3 separate regions of the Homo sapiens genome follow, and regions 2 and 3 are each linked to region 1. The links are chromatin loops, found by intact Hi-C in ENCODE. Cell type or tissue: PC-3. All regions are shown on one strand.

Region 1 (2,500 bases):
TATTCAGTTAATTCAAGATTTTTAAAAAACACATCAAAACTGTAGCCTAGAAAATTGACCAAAAATGTTATATCGAATAACTTACTATATAAGTAATATATTTAGCGTAAATCCTGACTAAACTTCGGGGATAGTTTGTGTTGGATAGACTAGGCACCCAGAAAACAAGGTAAAGCATTGATTTGCTTTTGACAGCCAAGTTTGTTCGTGGTTATCAGCTCTCTGGAAAGCCTCTGGGCGCTGCTGAAGCCAGAGCAGGTTACCTAGGGCGAACCAAAGATGGGGCATTAAGCACCAAGTCCTCCCAAGTGCTGGCTGAGGGTCCAGGTGGGCGCGGTGCCGGTGCCTCCTGCGGCGGTGGCGAAGGCTGGGCTCCCGCGCTCGCCCAGGGCTGCCGGGTGGTGCTGAACCTGGCGCCAACGTGCAGAATCCGCCGGCCCTGCGCGCTGCGCTCCACGTAGGTCAGGAGTACCCGCGGCGCCCCATTCCCAACCCTCCGGGGGCACCTGGTTGCTCGCGCTCCGGACCAAGGCAGTTGGAGGCCTTTCGGTCCTCTGGGAAATGGAGGCCCACCTGCATCACATGCACCTCTCCCTGCTCTTCCACCAGCAACCCTGGAAGCTCTCTGGAGTCCAGAGGCAGCTCTCTGGGGGGCCACCGTACCACCCCCAGGACCCCCTCCCTCTCTTTCAACTCCGTACAAAATGCCGCCTTCGGATTCCCGGGAAAACTTGCCCACTTTGTAGAAGCACCCCATCAAAAAGGGGGCGGCGAGGGGCGGGCGCACCGTGGACACTCGAAGCCCCCGGCACACACCCCAGACAAAAGCCCGGTTCCATGCTGCTCCACCGCCCCCTCCTACTGCTCCGAGTCGGAGTTACTTCTTGCCTCTAGGACGCTGGGCAGCAGGGGCTGCTGCCCACCTTTGGAACCCTCCCCGCAAGCTCCAGCCCTTTACCTGAGTCCCGGCCTCGGCGGGGCCTCCGGTGCTCAGCACCCGGCTCAGTGCCCCGTGCGGCCGGGCTGGTGGTGTGGTGGGGATCGCGGCCGCCGCTCTCCCCTGCAGCTCCGGGCCAGCCGGGCGGCTATTTATCCGAGCCAGCTGCGGCCCCGGCCCCTGCCGGAGTATTAGGCAATCGGTCCCGCTACGCGCTGCCCCGGGAGCCGCCGCCCTCTGCCCCCACAGACCCGCAGCGGCGGCGGCCACATGGAGCTGGGGAGCCGGCCCCCTTCTCTGAGCTCCACCTTCTCTTTCGCCTTCTCCTCCCCGGGGTTTTCCCTGCTGTCTTTTTCTCCCTTGTCTCTCTTTGCGGGGCACCCCGGCCAGTCTGAACCGGTTGTGACTGCGCGGGTGGTTGGGGGAAGGAGGAGGAGGAGGCGGAGGAGATGGAGGCGGAAAAGCGGGCGGTAGGGGCGCTGCGCCTGCTCCCGCTGCTCCCGGCCCGGCCAGGAGTAGGGAGGGCACTGCCCGAGCCGCGGCCCCGGCCCTACCAGGCCTGGAGCCACCAAAGCCACGAGAGAGGTGGGCGCCGTCGGCCAGGCGCCCTCTCGGTGCGCACACACGCGCGTCCCCAGGCGCCGCTGTGCCCCCGCCGCCCACCACGTGCCCTGGCCAAGCCCGCCAAGGGCCGTGCGCGTTTGGGGGGAGCCGGGGTGTACAAATGAATGCGAGTGTTCCTTGGTCTCCCTGGCTCCCGGGGCCGCTGGCGCCCTCCTGGCCGGAGCTGTATGCTCAGCTGGCAGTGGTCCCGGAGAAACGGGCACCAGAACTTTGTGGAGTCCGTGATCCTGGGAAGTGAGGAGTGAGGATGCCAAGTACAGTCCTTTGTGACAGCTCCGCGGGAAAGGAGGGCGTCCTGCGGTGCACACACACACACACACACACACACACACACACACACACACACACACACAGGCTGCTTCTAAGGACGTTCAGTCTGTCCTGCAGTTGAACTGCACTAACAATACTACCATTGGCAATACTATCTTTGGTAATGGGCTTGCGCGCAGAGATGGATGGCTGTTTTATCCCTCAGTCACTGCAGCAGCTGGGGGCTGTCCATAGGTACCAGTGGTTCGCCGGCCGTGGGAAACCTCCAAAGTGATATGCACTTTTTGTGTTCCTCTGTGTTTTTTCTGGGAAGCCGCACCACACTTTCTACTTCTTAAAGGGGACTGCGGCCATCAACCACCTTGATGAGAACTTCCTTTATACACTGAAGTGACAGGTCCTGGCCTAGACGAAGACTCTACACCTGGCAAAGGGTTGGTTTCAGAAGTGCTGATCAAGCTGCTGAGCCTCTGTTTCCTTGTCTATGAAATTACAAGAATCTTGCCTGTATCATGGAGTTTGTGTGAGATGAGAGTTTAAAAAACCTGTGGAGCCTAGGCAACCATGTCATGTTTTCTTACAGCACAAATGTGGTGGAGGTTCAGCCCTTTTGGCCCCCATCAGTCCTTTCTACTCAATTTATTGACTTTCAGGTTAGAGTGAAGAGAA
Region 2 (2,500 bases), 85 kb after region 1:
GGAGGCGGCGTGGGCCGTTTGAATTTGTCAGGACTGTTGCTTCTCCGTGGTGAAGGCCTCTGCAGAGGGGACAGGAACAGCAAGTCAGTCTAGGTACAGGTGGATCTCATTCTACCTAACACAGCCTGACTTGGCACTGGGGCTAATCAAACACTAACCAACAAAGACAAGAAACCAGGGATTTCTTTCTTCATCCCTACTGGTTTCTGAACTAGTAATAAAATTTAAATAAGGCAGTGTTTACACTTCCACCTATGAAAAAGCTACATAAAATTACTGCACAACTTGTGTTGAACAAACTGCTGGACTTGGGTCCTTCAACGAGAGCTGTAAAATATCCCCTTAAATCTTTCTTTCCGTGTGTGTCACCAATTCCCTCTATTGCTTATCTCCAATAAGTTGTCCACATCCTGAAAGATACAGCTCAACAGAAATGTTTCTATGTTTGAGGCCGGGTGCAGTGGCTCACACCTGTAATCCTAGCACTTTAGGAGGTAGAGGTGGGTGGATAACCTGAGGCCAGGAGTTCGAGACCAGCCTGGCCAACAGGGCAAAACCCCGTCTCTATTAAAAATACAAAAAGCAGCCAGGTGTGGTGCCGTGTGCCTGTAATACCAGCTACTCGGGAGGCTGAGGCAAGAGAATCCCTTGAGCTCCGGAGGCGGATGTTGCAGTGAGCAGACATCATGCTGCTGAACTCCAGCCTGGATGACAGAGTGAGGAAAAAAAAAAAAAAAGTTCCTACTTTTACATAAAGTCCATCAAACTGGCCAAACAGCTTCAGAAATACCTTAAGTGCATTCTTAGAATAGGGTTCTTCTTTAAAATATTATAATTTATTCTTTGAAATATTGGTATTTCTGTTATTGGAAATACCCTTAATAATACTCTCACTCTACTAGCTACATTTCTAATGGCTCTATTAGTCAACTATATTGCCGACTCTAAAGAAAAAACTCCCTTGGGTAGAGTTGGAACCAGATGCACTTAAGCTTCCTTGTAATTCGAGGAGAGAAAATTCTGAGTAACATTACAAACAAGGCTAACTTCAGGAAGAATACTGAAGGTCAGTGAACTGTGAAGGTGCAGACAATAAATATCTTTAGACATTATGGCAACCAACAATAATGCAAGGAGCTGGCCAGAGTTCAATCAAAGCACTGGCCAGAGTTCAAATTATATTTCACAAAGGGTAATTTTTCATAGGAAGTGAAGTTAAAGTTTTGTCTCCTGGGAAGGATTTTAGTTTCAATACCAGAATTTGGTATCAAACTGTTTAAGTCTCTACAGTTTCAAGGTGAACGGATGGAGGAGGCAGGAAGAAGGGCAAATGTCTAAGGGCACCGATCCTGTTCTCCAGAACACCAGTCGGTACCACTTTCAGGAGTAAAGTGCTGCTTCCTACCCCACGGACACTTACTGTGATACCATGGGATGTTCCCATGTGCTGCACGTGAAGACCCGGGGAATTGTAATAAGACATTCCAGCTCTAGTCAGTGAAGTTGGTGGCGTGAAACCAACCGTGTGACTTGCATATGATAGACCTAAAATATAACAACAAATTAAGTATCATTTTAAGCTCAACTATCTGGTGTCTTCAACTATCTAGGAGGTTTTAAATCGCAGTAGTTCTCTATCACCCACAAAAATACAAACAGATGAAAAGAATGATGGGCTCACTAAATGGTGTGGATAACAAGGGAAATAAATGTTAATTCCTAGGATAGAACAGAGAGCCCAGAAATAAACTCACACGTATATGGTCAACTGATCTTCAAAAAGGGCACCAAGAATACACAACGGGGAAAGAGAACAGTCTCTTCAACAGATGGTGTTGGGAAAACTGGATATTCACATGCAGAGGAGTGACACTGGACCTTATCTCTTACACTATATACAAAAGTCAACTCAAAATGGATTAAAGACTTAACTATAAGACCTTAAACTATAAAACTCTTAGAAGGAAAATAGGGGAAAAGCTCCCTGACATTGATCTTAGCAATGATTTCTTGGATATGACATAGGCAACAAAAAAAAAAAGCAAAAACAAATACGTGGGACTACATTCAACTAAAAAGTGTCTGCGCTAAGGAAACTTTCAGTCAACAGACTGAAAAGGCAACCTATAGAATGGGAGGAGATATTTGCAAACCATATACCTGGTATGGGGTGAATATGCGAAATACATAAGTAACTCCTATGACTCAAAGCAAACAAACACACTCAAATAGTCCAATGAAAAAATGCACAGAGAACTTGAATACACATTTCTCTAAAAAAGATACACAAATGTGCTAATAGATATATGAAAAGACGATTATCACCACTAACCATCAGGGAAATGCAAATCAAAACCACAGTGAGATATCACCTCATAACTGTTAAGTTGGCCATTATTATTTTTTTTCTTATTCATTTTTATTATTATTATTATTATACTTTAAGTTTTAGGGTACATGTGCACAATGTGCAGGTTAGTTACATATGTATACATGTGCC
Region 3 (2,500 bases), 100 kb after region 1:
CTCTGCTACAGCACCCATCTCCCAGGACAGAGCTGACTAGCCCTGGCACTAGCTGTTGGACCCAGGCTGAGCCACTTAGACTACCTCTCCCAGGAATCTGAAATGGGGAACTGACATCTTTATGGGGATCCAGGGTCTGCTTCAGCTAAGTTCCCCGGAGCCATCAAAACTCTTGTCCTTCCAAGGTTATTCTTCACAGGATTCTGTGGCATACTCCACAACCTTCCAAAAAAAGAAAAACACGTCTTCCTTCCTCTTTTGACAACCTCCCCACCGCCCCCATTCCTTTCTGGTTTATCTCACACAGAATCTGCTACCAAGTAACCAGAATTATCTAATACAAAATGTGGTGTCTACCCATCTTCTTGCTTCATTTCTTTTCCTTGTCTTTGTCAATGAACTTGGGAAAAGTAAAATCTCCATATACTTCTCTTTTCTGAAAAGCAGCTACAAATTCAGTGGCCATGAGCACGTCTAAGAGAGTTTCCTGTAGGCTGCTGTTCCATATTGTCAGTTCGGTCCAAATTTAGGGAAGAAGGAGGGAGCTGAATGCCACAATGAGCATTTTTCTCCCACAGACTGACCCTATTTCAACTCTCAATGCCCATCAAATTAGTTTCAGTTTTAAGCAACTCTACAAAGGTCTGGCATTTTAGCCAATAAAGACTTCTGATAAGTATTCAATGATTTCCAAGACAGCATCATTACAGATATACAAAAGCTCTTGAATATCCTTATTTTAGAAATTCAAATAAAAATACCAAAATTATTAAACACTATTACGTGCACTAAACACTAAATCCCTTGGCTGTTTCAACATAGCCAGAAACCCCGCTGTCTAATCCAGACACAAAAATCTCTTTAATTGAAGGCATGCTGGGAAAATATTTACAAAGTACACTTTTAATATAAACGATTTAAATTATTTGATCCCAAATATGCAAGCATGCAGAATTTTTCACTTGGCTCTACAGGAAACAAAAGATTGACCCCTTGGAGTATTTGCTGTTTCTAGAACTAGAAGGGTGACTGTCAGAGCAAGCTGACTTTCTTTTCCATAATAGGACTCTTATAATGCCTTTTACAGGAAGGGTGCTGGAGACTACCATGAAATCCTTTGCAGAATTAACATTAGTGAGGCTCCAAGAACAATAACTTCAGAGAACATTGTCTTTCAAAGAAAAAATGGCAATCCTTTAGCATCGGGGAACTCAGCAGGGGGATCCTTAAACAATATATCTATAGATAAGAATGTCCCCTGCAGTGATCGGCTGGGAAGACTTCCTGGCAGTTCAGCAATTGACCTAGAAGACAGAGGCACAGAGAAGGCACCAGGTCCAACACCTCTGGGTGTCACTGACTCACACACAGAAGGCTGTCACCAGAGCATTCCTTGGCTGCCCCCTGCTGGCACACAGCCTCACCTGACCAGATTTGTTCCTATGAGTCCTCCTCCTTCCTCTTGCACACAGAACTCCCTAGTACTTAGGGGCCACAGCTTATATTTCCCCAGGTCTACAGCCATCTCCCAATATAGTAGGCCCTCACTTAACATCATCCACAGATCCTTGGAAACTGTGACTTTAAGTGAAACAACATATGTATGCCATAGGAACTTAACTCTTGTTTGTATCAGTTAGCCTACGGTAAAATTGGTTTGGTTATACAGAAAGTTGTTTCACTTAAAGTCTCAGTTTCCAAGAACCCAAGGATGATGTGAAGTAAGGACTTACTGTATTTTAGTCAAAGATGGTGTGAACTGCGGATGACTTCCACACAGATTCCAAAGAGGTGGCTCCCAAATGATCCAAAGATCTGCATGGCTTGCATTCCCTTCCAAGTTCACAGTTAGAAAATACCAGTGCCCAGACTATACCCCAAGCCAATTCAGTCAGAATTCCAAGGATGAGTCCTAGCCACTGGTCTATTAAAAGCTGGCCAGGCGATGCCAACGTTCAAACATTGCTGAGAACTGTTGAGAGAGAGGTTCAAGTTCAGATGCAGTCAAGCTTGGAGGGTGAGGAGCCACCTGCCATAGCTGCATCCAAAAGAGGCCCAGGTCATCTAACCTAAGGAGAATGCAAGGAATGGATGATGAAAAGTCACTAACACATCCTTTAGGCCCAATCCAATCACTGCAAGCAGCTAAGTGCCACTGCTGCTTCTTTAGTTCAGCTTTCTCTGTCCTCACAAAATCAGAAATAGCACTTACAAATGCCTCTGTTAGTATCTGCAGTCTCTTCAGACTAAACAGTGCAGTATGGAGATAGTAGTAAGCATACATTCTCCCCAAATTCCTTCTGAAATTTTTGCTAGGGGCACGATGGAGCAGTATAAAGGAGGAGGAAAAATGCAAACTGACAGCACGGGAAAAAGTTCAGGAAGGTGCTGAAAGATGTTTGTGTACTCACATGGTAAAAACTCAAAAATCTTAAAATAACTAATATTTGAGAACTATTTGATATATCTCATTTGATTTCCACCAAACACACATAGTAAT

What was found. Peaks named below come from ENCODE experiments on the same cell type or tissue, not always from the same donor. Only the 100,000 strongest peaks of a DNase experiment are listed, where the experiment ranks them.
Region 2: a loop joins it to region 1, with 4 times the contacts of the local background. A loop is called at or near these places in 11 of 110 quality-filtered maps.
Region 3: a loop joins it to region 1, with 5 times the contacts of the local background. A loop is called at or near these places in 11 of 110 quality-filtered maps.

The regions. Positions count from the first base shown.
Region 1 is chr10:59,708,521-59,711,020 of GRCh38, forward strand. SLC16A9 (solute carrier family 16 member 9) reads right to left here and starts at 1,330. Exons shown (of 6, transcript NM_194298.3): 1 at 959-1,330. RefSeq lists an enhancer at 473-672 and silencers at 903-962, 1,103-1,172, 1,403-1,672. In PC-3, CTCF peaks have their summits at 1,407 and 1,608; a DNase peak (open chromatin) is centred at 1,331; H3K4me3 peaks cover 2,101 bases; H3K27ac peaks cover 1,505 bases.
Region 2 is chr10:59,793,053-59,795,552 of GRCh38, forward strand. CCDC6 (coiled-coil domain containing 6) reads right to left here. Exons shown (of 9, transcript NM_005436.5): 8 at 1,421-1,545; 9 at 1-59. Among named protein-coding and RNA genes, the nearest start is that of MRLN, 41 kb to the left of the region's middle. In PC-3, no CTCF peak of the experiment used is centred here; DNase peaks (open chromatin) are centred at 1,019 and 2,179; H3K4me3 peaks cover 347 bases; H3K27ac peaks cover 2,098 bases.
Region 3 is chr10:59,808,151-59,810,650 of GRCh38, forward strand. All of the region lies in intron 5 of CCDC6 (coiled-coil domain containing 6), which reads right to left. Among named protein-coding and RNA genes, the nearest start is that of MRLN, 56 kb to the left of the region's middle. In PC-3, a CTCF peak has its summit at 1,415 (motif pointing left); a DNase peak (open chromatin) is centred at 1,401.